6 separate regions of the Homo sapiens genome follow, and all the other regions are linked to region 6. A link is a loop called in an ENCODE intact Hi-C map of the cell type or tissue named here. Cell type or tissue: PC-9. All regions are shown on one strand.

Evidence for each region. Peaks named below come from ENCODE experiments on the same cell type or tissue, not always from the same donor. Only the 100,000 strongest peaks of a DNase experiment are listed, where the experiment ranks them.
Region 1: a loop joins it to region 6, with 9 times the contacts of the local background. A loop is called at or near these places in 10 of 110 quality-filtered maps.
Region 2: it touches region 6 in a loop (5-fold over the local background); 3 of 110 quality-filtered maps call a loop at or near these places.
Region 3: it touches region 6 in a loop (8-fold over the local background); 2 of 110 quality-filtered maps call a loop at or near these places.
Region 4: it touches region 6 in a loop (3-fold over the local background); 3 of 110 quality-filtered maps call a loop at or near these places.
Region 5: a loop joins it to region 6, with 4 times the contacts of the local background. A loop is called at or near these places in 3 of 110 quality-filtered maps.

The regions. Positions count from the first base shown.
Region 1 is chr6:44,077,177-44,081,176 of GRCh38, forward strand. No RefSeq gene overlaps it. Among named protein-coding and RNA genes, the nearest start is that of SCIRT, 4.5 kb to the left of the region's middle. In PC-9, CTCF peaks have their summits at 2,156 (motif pointing left) and 2,358; a DNase peak (open chromatin) is centred at 2,165; H3K4me3 peaks cover 1,387 bases; H3K27ac peaks cover 2,083 bases.
Region 2 is chr6:43,872,324-43,876,323 of GRCh38, forward strand. All of the region lies in intron 2 of LOC105375070 (a long non-coding RNA gene), which reads left to right. Among named protein-coding and RNA genes, the nearest start is that of LINC01512, 17 kb to the right of the region's middle. In PC-9, no CTCF peak of the experiment used is centred here; a DNase peak (open chromatin) is centred at 2,148; H3K27ac peaks cover 2,483 bases.
Region 3 is chr6:44,040,469-44,044,468 of GRCh38, forward strand. The region is part of intron 1 of SCIRT (stem cell inhibitory RNA transcript); the gene reads right to left. Among named protein-coding and RNA genes, the nearest start is that of SCIRT, 32 kb to the right of the region's middle. RefSeq lists enhancers at 1,571-2,319, 3,164-3,458. In PC-9, CTCF peaks have their summits at 1,578 and 1,781; DNase peaks (open chromatin) are centred at 1,293, 2,813 and 3,313; H3K4me3 peaks cover 1,662 bases; H3K27ac peaks cover 4,000 bases.
Region 4 is chr6:44,056,663-44,060,662 of GRCh38, forward strand. All of the region lies in intron 1 of SCIRT (stem cell inhibitory RNA transcript), which reads right to left. Among named protein-coding and RNA genes, the nearest start is that of SCIRT, 16 kb to the right of the region's middle. RefSeq lists an enhancer at 1,902-2,081 and a silencer at 2,382-2,451. In PC-9, no CTCF peak of the experiment used is centred here; DNase peaks (open chromatin) are centred at 2,049 and 2,669; H3K4me3 peaks cover 561 bases; H3K27ac peaks cover 3,732 bases.
Region 5 is chr6:43,802,204-43,806,203 of GRCh38, forward strand. All of the region lies in intron 1 of LOC105375070 (a long non-coding RNA gene), which reads left to right. Among named protein-coding and RNA genes, the nearest start is that of VEGFA, 34 kb to the left of the region's middle. In PC-9, no CTCF peak of the experiment used is centred here; DNase peaks (open chromatin) are centred at 958, 2,028 and 2,498; H3K4me3 peaks cover 686 bases; H3K27ac peaks cover 2,358 bases.
Region 6 is chr6:43,925,252-43,929,251 of GRCh38, forward strand. All of the region lies in intron 1 of LINC01512 (long intergenic non-protein coding RNA 1512), which reads left to right. Among named protein-coding and RNA genes, the nearest start is that of LINC01512, 36 kb to the left of the region's middle. RefSeq lists an enhancer at 303-1,036. In PC-9, CTCF peaks have their summits at 2,363 and 2,564; DNase peaks (open chromatin) are centred at 1,600, 2,090 and 2,670; H3K4me3 peaks cover 338 bases; H3K27ac peaks cover 3,699 bases.

The sequences.
Region 1 (4,000 bases), 150 kb after region 6:
GGCGGTCGGCAGTTGGCCCCAGCAGCTGGTTGTACCTGGCAGGAGGTGGGTGAGGCTTTTCGTGCCCAGCCTCACGTACGTGCCCTGCCATAGGCCGTGCCCCCACCCCCACACCCCTCACCCCACAGAACAAGCGCCTAGTGACTGCAGAAACAGACACCCAGTCATGGCACACAAAGGCACCCACACCAGGCCAGCCATCATGGCTGCCCCCCTGGCAGCCACCCTGGAGGGCAGACAGATGCCTTCACAAGCCATTTTGTCTTTCTCCAGCTTGGTGCCAGGACTGGGGGTGGGGGAAAGGGTTTCTCCTGAGACTTCTCTGAGTAAGGGGGCCCACAGAGGGGTTTCCTTATGTACCCCAGCTGTGGCCTCTTGCCCCCTCTCTCCTGTAACCCATGTTTACAGAGGCCTCCAAGTGCTCTACCCTGCATGGGGACCTGCCCAGGCGAGGGGGTCACAGGAGCCTCCAACCCAGGAGGGGAAGTGAGAGATAAAGCCCCTAAGGAAGGGACACCTAAGTGCCTCCCCAACCAGGGTCTGTCCTTCGTGTCCCAAGTGTGTGTAGTGGAGGGAGTGCTCCCCAGTTTCCTGGGGGTTGAGGTGGGGCGGTATTCTAAACCTTTGGAAATGGAATAGAACTACCTAAAGTATATGAAATTAGATACTACTTGGGACACTATGTCTTGGTTCTGTATGTCCTGGGACAGTGTAAAAAGTGATCACAAAATTTTCAACATCACAGTCTAAAATAAAAACCTGCCTCTTGTCTGCCTCCTCAGACATAAACCTGCTTACGCTTCCCATCTGCCCACACTCCCACCTGCTGTATCTGAAGTTTCTCCCTTCCTTTGCTAGGGCATAAAGGGGTGGGCAAGGATGTTCTGGAACACTGACCACACATCCGTCCTGAGTATGGCTGGACTGACCCTACCCTCCCAGCTCCTGGAGCAGTTGGGTTCCAAGTGCCATATGTGTGCGTGGTTCAGGGGTACTGGAAGAAAGTTTTAGAATGCCTATTTATTTTTCATCGAATCCTTTTTTCATTTAGTGTGAGTGTGTTTTACAAGGTAAACTATATAAAAACATACTCATCTGACGGGTGCGTACTCAACAATCTTTTTTATTGCTAAGGGCACATGATCAAAAAAACTTCGGAGGTCACTGGCCTAGACTTCAGGTGGGGCAGCTGTGGGCAGGGGATGGCTTGTCTTGTCCATCTAAGTATCCAGCCTGACACATGACTAGTTCAGAGCCTGGCAGGGAGCAGAGGTCAGGGACACAGTATTGAATGAATGAAGTCCACCCCTAGAACTGACAGATGAGGAAACTGAAATAATTCTGGGGCGGGGAGATTGCTCAGAGGAGGACATGGGCAGGTTGAGAGAGTCTCCCCTCATTGCTGCTATGTCTGCAGCCTGCCCGTGTCCAACACCCAGCACCCACACAAACCTTACTTCTACCCACCCCAGGGAGCACAGCTCCCTCCTCTGCCTACCAGCAGAGTGGCCACCTGTCTTGAGCTTCTTACTGGATCCTGATTAGCAGAGCCAGACAGGGTTGTCACCTGCCATATCCCTCTACGTGGCAGAAAGTCTGTTGCCAGCTTTGTATCCTAGAACTCTCTGGAAGTCAATCTGGTGTAGGAGAAAGAATTTAGGCTCCAGACAGGCGTCAGTCCTCATCCAGCTTGGTGACCTTGGGCACAACACATAACTGGTATAAGCCTCAGTTTCCCAATCTGTATCTTGGGACCAATATTTGTACTTACTGTACAGAGTTGTTGTGAATGTTGAGTAGCCCACTGTGTGTGTAGGCTCTGGCATATACTAGGTGTTCAGTAAGATTCCTGTCCCTCTGTGTGCAGCAGGTGCCCCATGAAGAATCTGTTGAATTGTGATTTGACATCAGCATGGGAAGGAGAATTCCGAAGGCAGACAAATGAGCCTTTGCTCCCTCCTCTGCCTGCTGGCACGGTGCCCACCAGTCTGAGTTCTGTCCTGCACCTTCCTGCAGAAATGAAGCAGCCACTCTGGCAGCCTTGGGTCCCCTCCAGGCTCATCCACTCTGTGGTGGGGTGTCCTCCTCCTTTTCTCCCTTACAGCTCCTTTCCCTTTTTCTGTGCTGCCTTCACTTCAAGCATGAGCTGAGGGTGACTCCTGGTGGCCATTCATATAACTGCAGAATCCTGACCATTGTCACCGCCACCTGGAAGTGCATGAAGTCGAGTGTGCAAGGAAGCCATTCTTCACACTTTCCCTACACCTCCCAACTCCCTGTCAGGGCCCTGGGGAGCCTCAGGGGTGGCCACTCCCCGGGGACTCCACCCTCCGAAGTTCCACCTCTAAGGGCTTCACTTGCCTGATGGGTGGGGACGATCAAGGAGGCCTCTGCCCAGATCCTGCAGCACCAGGCCTGCCCCAGGCAAAAAGCAGGACAGTGGCTACTCTTCCCTCAAGTGCCACTGAACACTTTGCAGGCATCATTTTGTCCAATTCTTATCACTGGAGCCCATTATCACAAAGAAGAAACCAAGGTTAAGCAACTTGCCAAGGGTCACACAGCTCCTCAGTGCCCAAATGGTGAAATGAATACAGGTGACACTCAGTGGGACACCAGACCAGCCCCTGGGGGACAGAAGAGGCCTATAGGAAGGAGCCTGCCATGGGGTTAGAAGCCTCAGATTCTGACCCGACCTTGCCCCAACTAGTGGGGTGGCCTCCATCAAGGGCCTCTGCTCACTGAGCCTCAGCCTCCTCGATGGCATCATGGGGCGGAGGACAGAGCAGGATTCTCAGATTGGCTGTACATGGGAATCACTGGGAGGATTTTTCAAATACCCATGTTTGCCCAGCCCTGACTAAGGAAATCAAAATTGGTAGGGGTTGGCTAAGACAAAGGTAATTTTAAGAAAATATTTCTAGGTGATTCTATAGGCAGCCAGGGTTGAGAATGGGTCCTCTAGGAGTTCCCCATCTTCAGACTTCCCAGCCCTCTAGAGGTCAGCTCCCCAGGGCTCCCCTCTGTCCTAAGGGCTCTCCAGATAAACTTTTTTTTTTTTTTGAGACGGAGTCTCGCTCTGTTGCCCAGGCTGGAGTGCAGTAGCGCAATCTCAGCTCACTGCAAGCTCCGCCTCCCGGGTTCACGCCATTCTCCTCCCTCAGCCTCCTGAGTAGCTGAGACTACAGGTGCCTGCCACCACACGTGGCTAATTTTTTTTGTTTTTTTTTAGTAGAGGCGGGGTCTCACCGTGTTAGCCAGGATGGTCTCAATCTCTTGACCTCATGATCCGCCTGCCTCAGCCTTCCAAAGTGCTGGGATTACAGGCGTGAGCCACCGCACCCGGCCCAGAGAAACTATCTTAGCTTGTCTACCCAGACCCACAAGAAGCTGCCTCCCAACCACCCAAGGGGACACAGGCCCATCAACCCTTTCCAGAGGGGGCACAGTAGGCTTGAGACTCTTGAGTCTCTGACCCCCAGCCTGGCCTCTGGGGTGGGGGGAGAGAAAGTCATAGGGAGCTTAACCTCAACAGGATGAAGGCGCCATAATTAGGGTCAGGCGGTTGGCTCAGCCTGCGGAAATCCCCAGCTTAGTAGGGATGGGGAGTGGCACTGCAGCCTGCGGGAGGGTTCAGGGCAGAAGTGAGGGGGCAGGGGGAGCCCAGGCACATGGAAACCCAGGACCTAGGCCCCAATTGCATCCTGAGAGGGCCCACTGGGGGCTTCTCAACACAGTTCACTCCCTCCCTGGGGTTGCTGAACCCCAGGGAGGGAGGGAAAGGCTGACCAGCCCCCCAACCCCAGAGACCCTACTGCTCCCTCAGGCTGGGGTGCATCAGGATCATCCCCCTACCCCAGCCTTTGTCAGGAGGAGGAGGGCACCGGTGGGAAAAGGCTACGTGAGTGTTCCCAGGGCGACCCAGGCTTTTCTCCTGACTGTAATCCTCAGGCCTTGAGAGAGGGATCGCTTTCCACTGTGGAATGTAACAAAGGGGACA
Region 2 (4,000 bases), 53 kb before region 6:
TCTATCAGAAATTTATTTTGTAAATTGCATCCTATATTCTAAGTCATGAGGTCAAATTACTGGCTATTTAAAAAGATCTGTGATGAATCCCTTTGTAAAGTGGGGAGAGAGAGTTCCCTGAGGGCGTCTTTGTAGAAATCTGAGTTTGTTTAAAGGGAAGCAAGACTTATCCTGGGCTCCCATTTTACAGATCAGGAAACCAAGGTTCAGAGGGTCCATGTGCTTCTCTCAGGACCCAGGCTGGGATAGAATCTGAGCAGAGAGCAGGCAGGCCCCACCCCCCAAGAGGAGCTGGGGAGGGGGCAGACTCAGCGTGCCATGGCAGGCCAGAGCAGAGAATGGAAGTAGAGGCTTGCGCTGCCATGTGGGAGAGCTGGCAGGGTGGGCTGCCTAGTGGAGGGCCAGCCAGGAGTCTAGGTATCCAACAGTCCATCTTGGGTCAGTGGACCTCATTCACTTGGATAAGGCAGCACAGTTTTGTCAAGCACCCATTTCATACCAGGGTCTGCCAGTGCCCAGTGCAGTGCCTGGCATAGAGATGAGGCTTACCCAGTCATCGCTGGATGATCACCCAGCAGTTCTAGGATCAATTCCCCTCCTCAGTGGGTGGCAGACTCACAGAGGGGAAATAAGTCAGGAATGGAAAGCCTTATGCTTCCATAGACTTTTCTGGATCACCCTCTATGTGCTTAGGGCAATGCTTGGAGCTGCTAGGCAAAGGGATGCTGGGTGGGGACACGGTGGGTAGTGGAATAAACAGGAGCTAAAGTCAGCCCTCACCCTGAGGGGTCCCTAATCTGCAGAAGGAGGCAGACTTGTCTGCACCCACGAGGAAAATTTGGGGACAGAGAGCACAGAGGCTGGAAAGAGTAGAGTGCATAAGAGGGGCAGTTCTAGTGTCGTTCATTCTTTAATTCATGTGTTCGACAACTATTTACTGAGTACCTACCATGTACCAGGCACCACTTTAGGGTCTGTGGTTACAGCAATGAATAAAACAGGTGAAAAACCTTGCCTTCGTGGAGATTGCATTCTGGTAGATCAGGTAACATTCAAATACACTAGTCAGTGGCCATATTTGCTTCTGAAGAAATATAAAGCAGGGGAAGGGGATGGAGCGTAGACAGGAGATAGCAGGCTACTTTACCCAAGAAGGGCAGGGCAGGCCTTTCTGAAAAGGTGACATTTGAGCAGAGCCCTGATAGAGCCAACAGAGTGGATATATGGGGAAGAGTTTTCAGGCGGCAGGAGCAGTAAGCGCAAAGGCTCTGAGGCAGGTAAGTCGATGCTCGTGTTAAAGGAACAAGGAGCGAAGCCAGTATGTTTGGAGCAGAATGAAGGGGCGAGTGGAGGAGCTGAGGTCAGGGAGGTAACAGGGGAGCAGATCGTGTGGTCATAGTACATCCACAAATGAAGTGAGTGGAGGAAGGACCTGATCTGACTTACACTTTAACAGGCTCTCTCTGGTTGCTGTGTGAATTCACTGTAGGGAACGAGGTGAGGGTGAACACAGGAGGCCAGCAAGGATACCCTGCAGCAGCCCAGGTGAGAGATGGTGGGGGCTTGGATAGGGTTGTAGCAGGGGCCAGGAGAGAAGGACTAGATGGAAAGTCTTCAGCTCCCACCCTGCCACTCTCTGGCTGTGTGCCTTGGGCAAGTTACTTAACCTCTCTGAGTCTCTGTTTTCTCATCTGGAAAACAAGGTTAGTAATAATCCTTACCTGGTGGTATTTTTACCATGCTTACATGAGACATAAGCACAGTCCCTGGCACTCTTGATGCTCACTCAATGACAGCTCTCAGTAATTTCTGACCCATAGGAGCCTATTGCACTGGGACCACATATTCAAAGTGGAATAAACTGAACCCACAAAGACTGAGGAGATCTAAGCTGGTTCAGGGGGACTAGAGGTTTAAAATGTGTTTAAGCCCCCTGATGTCTTGGGGCTCAGTTGGGCACTGTCCCCACTGCCCACATTCCATGCCCATGCCCCTGGGCAGAGGTGCCCTTTGGCCTCCTGTTTATCTGTTTGCCTTTTACCTGCATTGAAGTTTCATCTGAGAAACTGGCCCCACCAGTCCTGGGCCCAACATCAGCCCGCCCTCATCATGGGTTTCCAGCTGCTCCTGTAAAGTCAACAGTGCCCAGGAACAATGAAGAAGGAGGGGACAGCAGGGAGGCCCATAGCCCACTGTGCTCCCTCGCAAGCATGTGACCCTCAGGAATGACTGGCAGAGGTAATGATGGGAAACAAGCCCCAGGGAGGGTGGAGGGCTGAGAAAGAAACCCTAGTCTCAGGCAGGTGCTGGTGGCTGCAGTGCCTGCAGGACTGGCCCTCCTGGCTGTGGACAGGCCATGGCTATTCTAGAGACAAGGGATGGCTCTGGGGCAACTGGGAACATGTGCCTTTCCTGGGGGACATCAGCCTAGAAGCTTTTAAGTGATAGGCCCAGAAGGGGCTTGGTCCAGCCCTGCTGCATCCCCGCATTGACTCACTCTTCCATCTATTTAGTTGAAATACTGAGGCCTGTTGTGAGCCAGGTCCTGGGGTTAAAAATGTTTCTCCCACAAGGAGCATTTGCTAGGGAAAGTGAGAGCCAGAGAGAGAGAGAGAGAGAGGAAATGACTTTCCATAGGTCGCACAATGAGTTGCTGCAAAGCCTGCCTAGGAGTCTTGACTCCCTGTCCAGTGCTCTGACAAGCAAGTGCTCCAAATGCTCCAGACACCTCTTGGTGGCCTTGGGGAGCTCATTCCTTAGTGCATTTATGTCTGCTTGGTTGCCTAGGAGAGGCCTGAGGGCTGTGACCAGCTGAGGGCCACAGGAGTTAGAGAGGAGCTGGGCATGTCTCTAGGCTGGCTAGGCTGCAGGGAGCCCGTGGCCAGCCTGGGGGAGGTGCCTCTTGCATGCTGTGTGGCTTCCATCCCTGGATCAGTTTCACCATCTTTTACCTGGTAATGGGTTGCCCTACCAACCTGTCAAGGTTGCTGTGGGGAATGAGAACATGCCTTTCTAAGTTCCCCACCGTGGAATCTGCCTTGAGCAGGATGAGGTCACGTGGTGGCACAAGCCAAGATGGGAGAGTGAGGTGAGTCCCAGATGTTCCCAGGGTGTCTGTGCTGGGCTTCCACTTCCAGACTGGCTGTACCTGTGGGTATGGGGAAGGGGATGGCTGTGGGGAGACCCACCCTGCCCTTAGGGAGTCTGATGGGGAAAGCTCAATTTCTGCCCATAGGAAATCCCCAGACTCATGAGCCCAAGGGCTTAAGTTGTGAAAATTTCACGCAGTAGTCCTGTAGGCCCCGGCCAGACCTCACAGAGCTCCAGCAGAGGTTGGTGTGTGAGCTGGGTGCCGGCCTGATCTCTAGCTCAAAGGGAAGGAGGCCTGTGCCTTCTGGCCATGAAGGCTGCCCCGATTTTGGTCTCCCAGCCCCACTTCTGAGGGCCAGCCACCCCCTCTGTCCAGGCACCTCTCCTGGTATGAGCAGCCCCTGCCTACGGCTCCCACCTCTGCCCCCCATGCTGCTATGTGTTCATTCAGTAGGTCCCCCTGCCCTAAGCAGTGATTCTGTCATGGATCGATGACAGGCATGGTGGGAACCAGCCATGAGTTGCCCAAGGCTGCTACCTTCAGGGGGTGCACTACTGGACAGGTGCGTGCACAGCCACCGCTCACCCACACAGCGAAGTGGGTCTCCTTCAAGGGCTGAGTGTGTGGCCTCCACACTCAGAGTTATGGTCCAGCTGCAGGAAACCATGTACTGGCTGATGCCACCTGGATGGCCAGTTGTCTGGCTGGGGCAGCCGATCCCCCCCCATCTTTCCAGTGCCTGCCCCCCTGCATTCCTGGGGTCCCAGGTATCCCCCTGAAGATTCTTCTCCCTGTCTGTAGCATCTGGCGCTGCTAACCCAGCCCTGAAGTATGCCCAGTGCTTGCTTCCTATGAGGCCCAGCCTCCCATGGAGCCTTCGGGTAAGCAGGCGCTGGGGAGGGTGGTGGG
Region 3 (4,000 bases), 120 kb after region 6:
CTCGCCTCTTCTCTAGGAGCTCATTTCCTCTGCATACTCGGAGATTTTCATCTCCTGCCTCCTTCAGATGCCCATAAAGAGGGCAGGCATACCCAGTCTGGCTCAGGTACCCAGGGAAGCTACTGACTGGCCAGAGAAGGGTCTGGTCTCCTTCCTCCTTTGTTTCTTGCCTCTCAACCAGTCCCCTCTCCATGACAAAATATTGTCTTCAGTCCCACCAACAGTTTGGAGGTGGACACTTTGCAGGGGAGGCTTAAACCCTAACTACTACATGCTCTTCACCTTCCCTCAGCTGGGTACACAGGGTTTCCCCCTTAGGGAAGCAACTGGATTGCCTCTCTTCCAGAAAATTAAAGCCACCCAGGACTTCAGTGCCAGGCCCTTTATTATGAATTCCTCCAACAGGCCTGGAATGAAAGCCAGGCTGCTGACTAGGGCCGGCCCTCCAAATCCCCTCAGACCCTAACAAGGAAGAGAGCTATCTTGCACAATGCCACTTGCCAGGCCACCTGCAGCCCCACAAGTCCACCTCCTCATTCTCATTCCCGAGCACTGCCAGGGGCCATCAGAGAGAAAGAGGGCTAGGGATGGGAATGGAGACTGAGTCCTACAGGTAGGGAGGGCAAGGGACTGAAAGAAAAGGAGAGCAAGAAGGAGGGAGGGGAAGACCGAACCAGAAAAAGATGTCGGGGGTGGGGGTTGGGGTGGGGTGGGATCTGTGGAGAGAGAGTGGAAGAGAGAAAGAGATGGGGAGAGAGACAGGGAAAAGAGAAATAAGAGTCATGGTAAGAAAGAGACAGGAACAGAGAGCCTCGGCTTCTCCTGGCTTCTCTAGACCTCTCCAGTGGGATTTAAGACCTCAAGCAATCCTGGAGATCAAGATGGAGGCTTGGCCTGCAGTTTGAGGATCAAACTGTCTCCTGGAAACTACCCCCATGCCCTGGACCCAGCCTCTGTGGCCCAGGACAGTAGTGGGGACAGGTTAAGGCTAGGGAGTGCCTTTGCCAGGCACTGGGAAAAGACACTGCAGGCCCCAAATTGTGGTTAATCTCCAAGGACACGCAAGAATGCAGCAGGAGAGACTAGGATTAGACAACAGGGAGAACTCGATGACAGCTAGAGCTCCGGGATTCATTCCCTGCAAGGGCAGGGAGGTTGAGGGGGCAGAGGAGGAAGGAATCTGCAAGGAGGTTGCTGACGTCCTCCTGGAAGGCTAGAAATGAAGCACAGGCAGCCGAGTCTTCTCCCACCTCCCTCCACCCCCAGCGATGAGTCAGGGATTCCGCAGAATGCTGAATTCCTGTCTTCCTTTGGGCAATGATACTTGACACTCTCCTAGGTTTTCTCTCCTGCCACAGAAGTAAAATCTTCAACCATTCTCAAGGACTTCTTTCTCCTCAGCTCCCCAGACAGGCCCCTGCTTTCCTGTGAGTCACTGTATCTTCAAAGCCCCTTCCTGCCTCAGCCTACCCCAATAGCTCTCAGGCTCCTGGCTTTGCACGTGTTGTTCTGTCTGCCTGGAACACTCTTCCCAGAACTAGCTTCTTCTCATCCACCAGAAACCAGTTTAGATGGCACCTGCTGAAACAGATCAGCTCACAAAGGCCCGGCACAACCTGGCCCACAGAAGCATTCCTGAGTGCTGTAAATGAATGAACTGTGAATCAATGAATGCAGAAGATTCTGAGGGGCAGAAACCACATGCCCTACCCTCAGGGAGCCCACGATCTGATGGTGGAGACTCAGCCTCTGCCTTGGAACCCCTCAGTGAGCAGAGCTGTGGAACTCAAAGAAAGGAAAGCCTTGCCTGGGGCCTGCAACCAGGTTCCCTCTGAACTTCAAGGCAAGGAAGTCTTCTTCTATGGTCAGGGCCCAGCCCACACCTGCTACAAAGGCAGGGCCCAATGAACATTTCTGGGAGGGAGCAGAGGGGAGGGGAGGGGAGGGGAGGGGAGGGGAGGGGAGGGAAGGAAGACATCTCATGGACCTTTGGCTTTTCTTTGAGGGCTGCACTCTGGTCAAGAGGCTCCCTGGTGACCAGGGCCAACTGGCCCTTTCCATCAGAGCCAGGCACTGGAGAGCACAGTGTGGGTGCTTGCTCCATATTTGAGAGCAGAATAGAGCTGGAGGACTCTGGGCATCGAGAAGCCAGGCCCCAGCGACAAGGCTACCTCAGTTTCCAGACCCACAATGAGAGCAACCAGAGGAGGGAGGGGAGAGGAGGCAGGCTGCCACAGGGCCAGGAAGAGGCAGCTAAGGCAGTGTGGGACCCACCTGGGGTGAATGGATGGCTGAGCCTCCAGGGTGGCCTCAAGGGTTGCAGGGGAGACCAGACAGGGCTAAGGGTTGCAGTCCTGGTGGGATCTGAGCCTGGGGAAAAGGGAGAAGCTGGGGAGGAATCCTTCCACCAGCCCTTCAAGGCGAGCAAAGCCCCCTGCACTCCCCCAGCCCCAGCGAGAGCAGCTGGTTAGTGGATCAGGATCATTGCCTCAGGAAGGCAGGGGAGTTTCTGTGAATGAGTCTTTTCCATGCTCAAACCAAAACCTAAGTCCCTAGCCCAGCAGGCAAAGCTGCCACTTCCTCTCCAGAACAGCAAAGACCTAAGGCACTGGGAAGAGACCTGCCACTTGGGGCACCTCCCTTCAGGCCTCCCTGGGGGTGGCTGCTGTGGCACAAGTGGAGGAGAGACAAGTCAGGATGGGAGACTTTCTCCTGAGCTGGCCTCTGTGTTCTGCTGTGATATCCCTGCCCCAGGAGACAAAGTGCCACAGAGGGTAAATAGTAGGGGTGGAATTTAAACCCTGAGAAAGAGAGCAAAAAGTCACAGACTTCCTGGGTCTATGCAGGGATAAGAGCTAAGTGCCAGGGAATGAGTAAGTGCTGAAGCATGAAGCCAGGGGTTAGTGGGTCAGTGACCCACCCCATCCACCTATTCCTTAGCTGGCCATCATTAGGGAAATGATGTATTTATTTAACCAACACGTACATAGTGCAAGGTAAAACACAAATACCTAACAAATATTAATTCAGTGATTACCCAGAACAAACCTAGGAAGAGAGCACTATTGTCATCCCCAGTTGCAGATAGGGAAACTGAGGCCCAAGGAGGTTACCTGACTTGCCCCACATCACACAGCTGGAAAGTGGCTGAACCGGGATTCAAACCCAGACATGATGCTGCCCCAGTTGGGTCTTGCTGCTGCCATGATTTCAAGGCCTGGAAGGGGTCAGAGAAAGTCAAAAGTCAGGAGGCCAGCATCAGAGTAGGGCAAGGACCTCCCCCAGCAACAGCCAGAGCCTGAGAGAGAGCAGCTGATGTAATTGCACCCCTTGTTGCGGGGGTGGGGAGTTGGCCCAGGCCCAGGGAGTGGCCAATGGCAGGGCCCCTGCCTCCCTCAGCTTGCCAGGGAGAAAAGGAACCCCTCCAGGGTATTTCTATTATCTGGAGGAGAAAGTGAGGTGGGAAGAAAAGTTGGCTGGAAAGCAGACTGAACTTGCAACTTGGTTTAATAACCAAATCCCAGTTCTCCCTGTGAGCCAGGGCTCCCTCCCACTGTCCCCTCCAGAAAAATCCAGGCCAGGCCTGGGTCTGGGAACAAAGAAGCCTGTCCCCACAACCCCCCCTCCCCCAGCTCCCAGCTCCCTACTAGAGCCCCAGAAGTAGGGTCCATTTCTCCTGGAACCTGCCATGGCCCCTCCAGGCCTCCAGTCCCACTCTTCCCGAGCTCAAAGAGAAGAGGAGGATCCCAGAGATGGGTGACTGCATTTTCCACCCTGAATATGAGGCTGTGTGGGTTGGAAAAATAAACGGCACTGGTTGGGGAAGGGGGAGTGAACTGTTTGAATGAGGGCTGTCCTGAGAAATGCCGGTCATGTGGTCCTTGGTCCAAATGAAAGGTCAGAGCACCCACTGCGCAGTCAGAATGGCTGGGGAGCGGGAGGAAAGGGGAGGAGCAGAGTGGGCAGTCCTCATACACACTCACACACAAACATTCACATA
Region 4 (4,000 bases), 130 kb after region 6:
CCAAAGCACGGTGGGTGAGAGGAGCAAGAGGGTCAATGGGGCCTACCTCCTCTGTCCATTGAGGGATACAAGTGAAATGCGGAGGGACTGATACCCTGGACAGTACCCAGGGGCTCCATCAACTGGGGGCGGAAGACCAGTTCTGGGGGTGGGGGAGGTTCTTTCAGACTGGCCCTGCTGCCTGCAGCACGAGGAAGACCCTCTGTCCACTCCTACATCTCCCCCAAACCCCCATGGATGTGATTGGACAGCCGCCCCAGGCACTCTGTGCTGCGGGGGCAGCAGACGCTTGGTCCTCAGTGAGGAGTGGAGAGGGATCAGCATACATCACATCACACTTGGCACGGCCCCCATTGGTGGGCAGCATGCCACCGTGTTGGTGAGCTGTCTCCCTGCAGAGCCTTCACAGGCGGCAAGGGAGGGGCTTCCAGGGGAATCACTGCCTATCAGGAGTGGCACAGCCCCAGGAAGCCCCCCGGACCATCCCTAGTTCCTGCCTTGCCTGGGCCCAACCAGAGCTGGGCTGAGGAAGGGAAAAGGGAGAAGGGCACTGGGGCTGGGAGATGAATTCCAGGCTGGGCCATGCTGGGGACCTCAGGCCACAACCAAGGGCTCGATCCCAGAGGGAGAGGCCTCCCACTAATCACATTCAGGTGACCGGAAGCTCTGAGGCTCTGGACCCTGCTTCCTGGAGATGTTAGGGAGGAGAGGGAGAGAGGAGTCCCTTGGCTCTGGGCCAGTCCACAGACTTCTCCCCAGAGGCCCAAGGGCTGTTGGGGGGGGATAGAAGACCCACTATCAACTCCCACGTCCACCCACACCCAAATAATGCCTCAGTCTACAAGAAGCCAGGTCCCATAGAGTTGAGGGAGCTCACAGTCTGAAGGAGGAGACACTTCCTGCTGTCTGGGATCTGCCAGTCTGAGGGCAGAGACGTAGCCACTCCCTTCCAGAACATCAACCTCCCAGTCTCCTCATTGTCTCCAAACAGGGCTAACACTCTTCTGTCATCCCTTTCATCCTGATCTCAGTCCTTCCAGACTCAAATCACTGCCCTCCTCATCCTCAGAGCCTTCCTGGATGACCACACAGCTCCAATCCTCCACCCTGGCACTCTTAGAGCAGTTAATTTGGTGGTGGACAGATAATTCCTAATGGCATGCAAAGAACTCATATTTCCTAGGCACCACCTGTACCAGAGGCCTGGTGGCAGGACCTTGATCATGCAAACATGACATGATCCAGGCATGCAGGGAGCTTCCAGTTCAGGAACATTAGGACGGACCAAGAAGATACAGTGAACTGTCAGTTAAACATCATCTTTTCCCAGACATTTCTGCGTGTGTGTGTGCGCGCGCGTGCGTGTGTGTCCCCAGCTAGGCTGGGACTTTGTTAGAGCAAGACAGGAACTGAGCTTAAATATCAGGCCACACCCCCATCTAAACTAAGTCCCTAGGATATTCTCCCAGAGCCCCATGTAATTTTCCCTCTTGGCACACATTACAGTTTGTAATTCTTTTTGGTGTGACTACTTGCTTTAAGACTCTCCTTTTCCAGGCTCTATAAGAGTAGCTGAGTCCATGGCTTCACCCGTGTATCTTGAGCACCTGGCATATTTGATGACTGAATGAATGATTTGAATGAAAGCACCACATTCCTATTCATGCCCTTGCCCCTAGCACACAACCTGTAGGTGCTCAGTGCTCAGATTTGGCAGGATGGCAAAGTAAAAAGAAGCCCATCTTGCCACAGCTAGGAATTCAAGGTCAATCCCAGAGCAATCCCAAGGCAGTTCATCAAGGAAGACTTCCTGGTGGAGGAGGACATGGACTGGGGACTTTCAGCCTCACATCTGTTCTTCCAGTTCATCATCTGTTTCTGGCAGGAACTCCTGAGGACAGAGGTTACGTCTGGGTCTCAGGGCCATCCCCAGCACACCCCCATTCAAGCTGCGCATGACCTGCCCCACTGTCGACAGCCAGCTGTGACTCACAACTCCTGAGCCTTTCCTCTTGGCCAGAGATCGTGGAGTAGATATTACAGTAACATTACTAACCACAAGTAGAGGCGGTGACCGTACTTACGCTCAGAGCACCTCCCCCCACCCCTGAGACCAGAGCAATGACCTCACACTCATGTTCGGCAGCAAGCACGGACAGTCCTGCCCGGAGGCAGGGGGATGGCCCACATGGCCCTGGTCTTCCAGAGAAGCCCAGCGTCTGGCCTCTTCCCCTCAGCGCTGGTCACATTCTCCCCACCTTCCCCTCCAAGCAGCCCACCTGGGGTAGGTGCTGAGTCCCCTGCTGCTGCCTCCCCCGGGTGAAAGCAGAGTAAACAGTCCCCCTCTCCCCCGCCTCCCTGGGGAGGGCTGGAGGAAAGAAAGGGAAGTGACAAAAGCTGCCCTATCCCTGTCCTTCCTCACTGCTGGGTCTAGGACACTTATTCTGGGGAAAGTGGCGTCTGAGGATGTGGCTGCAGTGGCCAGTTGCTGGCGCCAGCAGAAATCCCCAAGCCCGTCAGTAGACTCTGTTCAGACGCGTTCGCTGACCATGGCACTGAGTAAGTGCTGAGGAGACACCTGAGGACCCAGGTCACGCCCCTGCCTGCCCTCTCCTCCCAGACAGGCCCCTCCTAGGGCTCAGACCATTCCAGTTCCTCTTGTCAGACCCTGAGAAGGCCCAGGGCATCCACCCCTACAGGGAAGGCTCAACAGGAAAGAAAGAAACACACAGGAACTGGGCTCAGAGCCCAGCTGCGTGCTCTTGGGCAAGTTACTTAACCTCTTTAGGCCTCAATTTCTCAACTATAAAATGGGACTAAGACTAGCTGCCTGTTGAGCTGTTGTGAGATAAGTGAGTGCACTGGCCTGGATCTGCAGACGGTGGACAACAGCCAACGGCAGCCGGATGTGGCATTGTGCTGCTGCCTTTAGCAGCTCCAGGCAGTAACTACTGAGTATCAGGGAAGAACTGAGACCTCAGAGAAGGGAGAGAACCAGGATTGCTTGAGGCAGGGCGTTGGGAAGGCCCCACTTACCCTCTGGCAGTTGCAATCTAAAAGGAACAAAGAGGCTTTGTGGCAGATCCTGTCTCCTAATATCCATTCCTCGTTTATTTCCCAACTTTTAGCCAGACCCCCATGGAATAAAGACTAGACTACCTAGCTTCCCTTGCAGCTAGGTATGGCTAGATGACTGAGTTCTGGCCAATGGAATATAAGTGTGACTTCTAGGAAGCTTCCTTGAAGGGAAGGGGCATGTCCTTCTTCAGGCTTTCTTCTTCCTTCCTGCTGGCTGGGGCTCCAGCAGCCATCTTGGGCAATGAGGTGACCCTGGAAATGGAAACCACACCTAGCAGGTCAGAAAGATAGAAGGAGTCTCTGACCACATCCCAGAAATATTTTACATGAGCAAAAAATTCACTATTTATCTTGTGTAAACCAAAATTTAACTGATACAAGCTTCTCCTCTGGTGAAATAATCTCGACTCATGTGTGGCTGGGCAGAGTAGGATGGATGAGGTGTCTAGAAGAGAAGAGTTACCAGGGGTGTGATGTCCCCATCCAGGAGCACTTCCTCCTACTTGCCCTGTGAGGTCAGGAGGAACCCTGTTGGGAGGACTTGGCTCCAGGAGGATGGATGGATGGATGGATGGATGGATGGATGGATGGATGGATGGATAGATAGATGGATGGAAAGGAGGGAAGAGCCCAGGTAAATGCATGAGATGAGGAGAAATACCTAGAAGGAGGAAATACCCTGGGAAAACACTTCAGATGACAGAGAGCCAGGCTAGGGGTGTGGGGATAGCAGAACAGGATGGCCTACCTGACTCACTGCCCAAGTCGGACTCTCAGTTTTCCCACCTGTGCTTTGGGAATGGGCCTTATCGCCTCACTCAGGGCCAGCGTGAAGTGATTCAAAAACCAAACCAAAACTAAACAGAGAATCAGTGTAGCATTAAATCCGTTGTCAGCCCAGACAAAACCCTTCTCTGTGCCT
Region 5 (4,000 bases), 120 kb before region 6:
GAGCAAAGGATATCGAGCTTTTTTCCCTGATATACAAATTGCAAGAGTTCGTTCTCCTCATAAGCCTGTTACTTTCTTATACCTGTGAACGGCACCTCCATCCCCACAGCTGCTCAAGCCCAAAGACGCATTCATAATCTGACCATCCCTTCGGGTGATCAAAGCCATCAGCAATCCCGGGGCCTGCTCTGCTTCAAAAATACTTCTGTCCTTGTTCCCCTCTTTCTACCATCTGGCTTCAGCTCCATGGCTTCTCCATTCCTCTCCAGCTTCTCCAATTCTTTTTCCTCCCAGCAGCCAGAAACCACTTTAATGCCACAGGAAGGATCATGCTACCTCTGTGCTTAAACCCTCCCTGCACACAAAATAAAGCCTGCCTTCATCGCCTGTCCACAAGGCCCGGCCTTGTCTGCCTCCTGACCATCTCTTCAGCCTCCTTGCAGGCCCCTCTCACCCTCTGCACACAATAATCTCTCCTTCCTTGAACATATCAGTGTTGTGTCCGCTTAGGGACTTCGTACTTGCTGTTCCCTCCTTCAGGAACATGCTGCCTCCACATCTTTGCATGGATACCTCCCCCTCACCTTTCAGGATTCTGTTCATATGTCACCTCCTCCAAGAGGCTTTCCTTGAACACCTCTCCCCTCCTCCCTTGCAATATAAATGGCATCCCCAAGTTGCTTGCATTCCACTCTTTTAATTTTCTTCATGGTATTTATCTCTAGCTAAAATTTATTTGTTTACAGATTGACTTTCTCTCTCTAGGATTTCAGGGGAGCAGGAACCTTGCCTGGGTGATTGTCGAGACTGTTGGCCCCATGACTAGTGCTTAGGGTTCAATAAATATTTGTTAAGCGAATGAATAAGTGAATGAATGAATGAATGAATGCTCTAACCCTGCCTTTGCTGAACTTCTAGAGATTGTGCAACCTCTCTTACACAATCAGGAGCTTGGTAACCTTGTTTGCACTCTCATTCCAAGGATTTCAGACTTGCTTTGCCAATCTTGTTGCAGCTCATCAATTCTTGGCAGCCCCACCCCTCCCAGCTGGGCCCAGGACGCACAGTAGGTCCTCAGCGCACACCCATGGGACTGAGTTGGTGAATGTAGCCTGGCTCTTGTCCTGATTATCTGGGTGACTTCAGGCAAGTCAGTATGCCTTTCGTTGTTTATAGTTCTCATCTGTAAAGATAAAGAGGTTTGTACAGATGGTCTCTAAGATTCTGTTTGACTTTCAAAGACCAGAACAGAATTAACCAGTTCAAAAGAAGAGCTGTGGGTGGGTGGGGGTTTTAGGTGGATTGAGAGAGGATGGGTGGGGGTAAGGGAGAGGGTAGTGAGGAGTTTGGAGGGGGATTAAATGGGACTTTCTTCCCAGGGCCTTGAGGACTGGGCTTTGGGGGACTCTCAGGGTGAGGTTTGATCCCTGAAGTTCAGGCTTGGCCCCTTGTTATTTCCTGCTTTCCTGGGGCTGTGGCTGTGGCTGTGGGAGACTTGACCCAAGAACGGACAGCCTCTCTTTTTCTGCTCTGCCATAGAGCAGAGCCCCAGCCTGGAACACACGAGCCCTCTGAAATTACCTGCACAGTCTTGGGGGTATGTGAATGAATGTCCTTTGGGGAAAGAAAGTCCTTATCTTTTATCAGATTCTCCAAGGGATTTCTGCCTTACAAAGTTTAGAAACCTGTATTTAGAAGGCCAGGCTGAACTAAGAAGATAAGTCATAGGAGGAGGAGAAGGAAGAGGAGAGAGGACCCAAATCCTTTTATTTTAAAATGTCTTTTCTGGACCTTAGTTTCCTCATCAGTAAAATTAGAAGTTTGGGTGATCTCTGGTAACATCCAGCATTTAGAATAATAATGCCTAATTTTACTTTGTACATTATCTCCTTTGCTCCTTTCAAAAGCCATGTGACTGTGTTTCTCATCAGCATCCCTGTTTTTCAGGTGACAACACTGAGGTCTGGTGACTCACCCAGGGTCATGCAGCCTGTGAGTGGCAGAGTGAGCCGGGAACCTGGCTGCTGGCTGAGAAATTTCAGGGCTTCTTCTTTGAGTGCCCAGCAGGATTGCAGCACCACATGGCTCTGGGGCTCTCCCACTGGCCAGTCTGGGCTGAAGGGAATGAAGTGAAGAGAGGGAGTTTCCCCTAAAGGTTGGTTGTTAATGATATTGCAGAAGAGGAAGAGGTGGTAGGAGGAACAGGTCATGCCCAAGTGGAAATCCTCAGCTCCTTCCAGCTGATCTAGAAGGCCTCCTGGACAAGGGGACACTTGGGGAGGTGGGGAACTGGGCCTCAGCTTGGGGAAAGGGAGGCATTCCTAGGCAGCGGAAAGCATCCTTTCTGGTGGGTAATCCAGTATTTATGGTGTTTTTGATGACTGGAATGCGGGTGTGGGTTCCCTATTGGACTTTGGGCTCTGCTGCAGGCCTCAGGCTGGGGAGACATTTTGGAATGTGTCCCTTGCCTTCTAGGGCCACCTTTGGCCTCACCTGCTGTTTACCCTCTTCTTCCTCCCCCTCTTCCCCCCTTGGCAGCCTGAGCTAGTGCCAGGAAATTGTTGGTCAAAGGTGAGGTCACCAAGAACCTGGAAAAACAACAGGTCTCCATTAACCTTGTTTACCTGCCAGGTAACTGTTGCTTTACAAAGGTTCTTTCGCCCCTTCTTTCATTACCTGCATTTCCTGCTCCCGTAAAAGCTCAGATCAGCTGAGCAGATTTTGGTGGGGGGTTCCTTCAAGATAAACCCTCCTGAGAGGCTTTCCACTCTTCTATTTTCTGGCATGTGGTCTGTATCTATTAGGTCATATCTCAGACTGTGTGGTCACCTGAGTTTAGATGCTGGCTGCCCAGCGAGACTGTCAACAACTTGAGGGAAGGGCTGTGTTCATTTACATTCTCAGGGCCTGGCTTCTAATAATGTCTGCTGCTTCAATGGATGGATGACTGAATGAATTAATGAATGAGTGGGATGGATGTCCTGGGTTTCTATTTCAGAACTCACCTCCCCTAGGAGGTCTCCTGGGGTTACTTCCAGCCTATTCTTTGCATCTTATTCCCATCTTTGGTCTGCCTAATCTGTCCTGATTTCTTCATGCTGTTTTTCTCAGAGTTTTTCATAAGGAACCAAAAACAACTGAGCCATGTGGCCCTCTGACAACCTCCCCAGGGCCCTGCAGACAGCAGACTCCTGATCAATGGTCACTAACTGACCAGCTTATGGGATCTGGGCCAAAGGAGAGCCAGGGAGGTCAGATTGTTTCTTGAGGTCACCCAGCTGTGAAAGAACTTGGGCCCATCCTTGGCCAAACCTGCACATCATCACTCAGACCTGGGGCTTCCTTCTGTGTGCAGAGCTGATATTTAAACACCATTGATGTCAATGCATCTATTCACTCAGAAAATATTGGGACCGTGCTTGCTCTGGCTCTCTGTGTTGAAGATGATACAGTTCCTTTACCTCAAAGAGGTCACAAACCAATCAGGGAGATGAGATATTTACCAGAGCAGTTCCTCAGCACTGGAGCCAAAGGTTGGGACAGTCAGAGAAGGCTTCCCAGAGGCGCTGGCACTTGAGGCCCTTGAAAGATTCTTAATCACTTATTTGGTGTAAGCTGTTTAAGAGAGCTTTGCTCATCTTGGTTAGTCCAAGATGTGCCTGTGACCTGTTTGTGGTCCTGGTTCACAAGGAGGAGGGACAGTAGTGGCTATCCCCTGCATCAGCACCCCCTGTTCCATCACTGCTACCGAGGGCTGCAAAGCCACAGGACTAGCTGGCAGTGAGAGGGCCCGTTGCCTGCGTGTAGACACCGGGATCAGAGATTGGCTGAGACACACCAGAGGCCCCACAGTGACCCAGGGCGGAGCAGGGTCTAGAACCTAATAGTCCTGATTCCCACCCCTGTGCTCTCTCCGTGGATGCCACCACCCAGTTGCCTTTACGAGGCCAGTGCCTTCTGTGGGTCAGTACCTTGGGCTCTGGGCTGGGTGCTGGGTGTA
Region 6 (4,000 bases):
TTGCTCTGTCGCCCAGGCTGGAGTGCAGTGGCACCATCTCGACTTACTGCAACCTCTGCCTCCCGTAGCCCAAGTGATCCTCCCACCTCAGCGTCTCGAGTAGCTGGGACTACAGGCTCGCACCACCATGCCTGGCTAATTTTTTGTAGAGATGAGGTTTTGCCGTGCTGCCCAGGCTGGTCTCGAACTCCTGGGCTCAAGAGATCTGCCTGCCTCAGCCTCCCAAAGTGCTGGGATTATAGGCGTGAGCCACTGCGTCCGGCCTGTGTATCTATTAAGCACCTCCTGTATACCCAGCACCTGCAAAGCCTTGGGACACACAACAGCAACCCTTCAGGGAAGATCCCAAGCCAGGTGCCTGTCTTTTGCCTCCTTGGATCAGTGACGAAGAGGTCAGCGTCACTCCATTTCTGGGTGTGATGGTCCTGGGCACTGCTGAGTAAGTCTGAGGAAAGGGACAACAGCTGCAGGCCCTCCACACTCAGCTCATCACCATTCTACTGCTCAGGCCCTCATCTGCCTGATTCTTGGGGTCACTTGTTTTCCAGGGCCTAACCCCATTCTGAACTAGTTTTGGTGAGGACAGTGAGGATGTGGGAATAGGCTAATTGAAAGCATGAAGTTGAAATGAGGAGCCAGTGCTGAAGGGAGATCTTGGGCTGCCACTGAGGGAGTTTGAGCAGGATAGTGGCATGACCAGCTCTATCTTCTTTTTTTTTTTTTTTGAGATGGAGTCTCACTCTGTTGCCCAGGCTAGAGTGCAGTGGCACGATCTCGGCTCACCACAACCTCCACCTCCTGGGTTCAAGTGATTCTTCTGCCTCAGCTTCCTGAGTAGCTGGGATTAAAGGCGTGCGCCACCACACCCGGCTCATTTTGTATTTTTAGTACAGATGGGGTTTCTCCATGTTGGTCAGGCTGGTCTCGACTCCCGACCTCAGGTGATCCACCTGCCTCGGTCTCCCAAAGTGCTGGGATTACAGGCGTGAGCCACCGTGCCCGGCCTGACCAGCTCTATCTTTAAAAGATCACTCCACTGTGATGTGGAGAAGGGGTTGCAGGGCAATGGTGGACACAGGAAGGGCTGATAAGAAGCAACTGTGATAGTCCAGACACCTGCCTCTGGGAGCCTAAAACACTCCACATAGGTGGGAAGGCTTCAAAAGAGGCCTGGGGATGAAGCTGTTGCCCTCCAGCCTGCCGCGCTTCCCGGGGACCTGCAAACGTCCATCCTTTCCTCGGTCGATTCCTCGTCCAGCCTGTGGTCCTTGGGGCTCTGATTTATTCAGCTTGGGAACCAGGCAGCGAGTCTCATGTCTGCCCCAGGCCTCAAAATAGATTATTTTTTTTATTAGCTGTCCCTTGTTAACTCATAATTGCAATCATGTAACATTTAATAGAGGCACAAAGCGATCCCCATCACTGCTCCACAATCATTCATTAGCTAACAAGACAGAGCAGCTCATAAAAAAAAAGCCGTTAAAAAAATTCCGGGGAAATGGAAAGCAGGAGGTGATGCAAGCCCTGGTTAACAAAGGCTGAGGGTTGGGGGGAGGCATGAGAGGGTGTGAGTGGAATAACCCAAGCCTGATAAGCCACAAAGCAGCGCCTGCTGCTCCCTCCTCCCTCTGCCGCCTGAGTCAGAGAAGCCGGGATGTGTTCAAAATCAAGCAATGTAATTAGCAGGTTGCATCATGCCTCTCGATTATAAATTACAATGGCCACAAAGAGGGTGGATGGAGGAGCAGGGATTAGATGGGGTAACCCAATCCCAGTGCCGGGAAGGGGGACAGAGGGCCCGGGAGCTGCCCCCCGCCACTAGGAGCCACTCGGAGTGGCCTCTGTCTACTGTGTCTAGGGACAGCAACAAGGCCTACTCAATACCTGCTTTGTGTAGCCTGGGATAATGATTTACAAACTCAAGGAAATCAGGAGGTGTGAAAAGAAGATAGCCCTCTTAACCCAGCCATTGTCTACCCTCTGCTGGAATGTCCCTCAGCTCCACCCACCTGGTGCACCTGTGCACACGGATGCTGTTTGAGGATGGTCCACGTGAGGAGCCCTCATAGGGGCTGGACTGATAAGATCTAAAAGGGTTGCTGGGCTCGAGGTGTGGCGACACAGTCAGGGATGATTGAGACTCGGCAAACAGGAATACACCTGAGTGATTCCCTGAGCCGTCTCTGTAGTAGGGGAGGATGGGAGCTTGGGCTGATGACAGAGCAAGCTGTCTCCTAGGAGTTGAAGACCTGGTTCCATCCCAAACTTTGCCACTGGGAGGCTGTAGGAGCCTGGCAAGCCATTTCTCCTCTCTGGGCCTCAGCTTCCCCCCTACAACCCAACTGCTGGCTATATGACCCAGGCAAGTTATTTTCCATCTCTGTGTCTCTACTTCCCCACCAGGCCTTGCTACAACTGGTCATGTGACCTGAGACCAGCTCCCCCTCCGCATCCTCAGTTTCTCCATTTACAAGGAGGAAAGTTATCCAGACAATCTTTAAAGTTCAGCTGGGGCCTTCTCTTAGTCTAAGGTGAACTCTGTTTTTCCAAAGACTAACCAACTAGCCAGCTCACCTGGTACCTTGGAGACCAGGGAAATGGGCCTGGCAACCCTGCCCTCTAGCCATCTGCATGAATCAGAGCCCGGTGAAGCAGAGGGGAAGTCAGTCTCAGGCAAATCAAGTCACTGGTGGCACTGCTCCCCGTGAGCCCGTGTAGACACACCCTTTACTTCCTCCTGGTGGAAGATTTGGCCTTTCAGTTTAGCCTTTGCAAACAGCATTTACTTGACAATGTTTTCTTAGCAGCCCTATTCTTGTACACAGGAAATAATCCCATTAACTTTATTATCTCTGCAAAGAAAGGACAAGGATATAGATTTGCCCTTAAGTTCAATGAACTCAGTTCTCTCTTGAAAGGAAAAGCACAGAACTGAGGCAATTGCCTTGTAGGAAGCTTTCTTTGGGTAAGACCTGGCTCTAGTGGAGAGATATTGCAGCTGCCTTTTGAACTGTGGCCCTCAGCTGCTCTGGGGCCCCCAAATCTTCTCTCTGGGCCTCACTTTCATCCCCATCACCACCTCCTCACACCTACATTCTGTTGACTGAGGGACTGGACCAAACTGATGGAGAGAAGTAGGTATTCTCAACAAGCAAGGAGAGGCAGAGGCGATCGGGAGGGAATCCCGACTAGCACTGCCTTCGCTCAGACCCCAGCATTACTCCCTTGGACTACTGTAGAGACCTCCAGTCTTGGCCCCTCAGATCTCTTTGCTCCTTTGCAGCCACAGGACCTTGCTAAAAATTGTGGCTGATCACACTCTTCCCCTGCTTGAACCCCATCAAAGGCACCCCTGTCCAAAAGTCCCAGGGCCTAGTAGGCTCCACAGGCTCCCCAAGCCTGGGCCGTGCTTTTTTCTCCAGCCACTTCCTTCTACTTGCAGCCCAAGCTACCCTGAATCATTGGTCCTTTCCAGCAAACCCCAGGCTATTTCATACCTCCACACCTTTGAGCGAGCTGTTCCCATTGCCCGGACTGCCCTTCCCCTTGTTCACCTGGCCAACTTAGGTTCAGTCTTAGGGGCCGGGCACGGTGGCTCACACCTGTAATCCCAGCACTTTGGGAGGCCAAGGCTGGTGGATCACTTGAGATCAGGAGTTTGAGACCAGCCTGACCAACATGGTGAAACCACGTCTCTACTAAAAATACAAAAACTAGCCGAGTGTGGTGGTGGGCTCCTGCAATCCCAGCTACTCAGGAGGCTGAGGCAGGAGAATCGCTTGAACCCGGGAGGTGGAGGTTGCAGTGAGCCGAGATCGCGCCATTGCACATGGAGGGCAACATGAGCAAAACTCCGTCTCAAAAAAACGAAAAACAAAAAACAACAACAAAAAACAAAACAAAAAGAAAAAACTAAAAGATGCAGCCTAGGAACCTTGCTTTAGTATTAGTATCCCCTCCTCCCAGAACCCCTTCTCCAGGCAGCTCTTCTGTGCCTTCC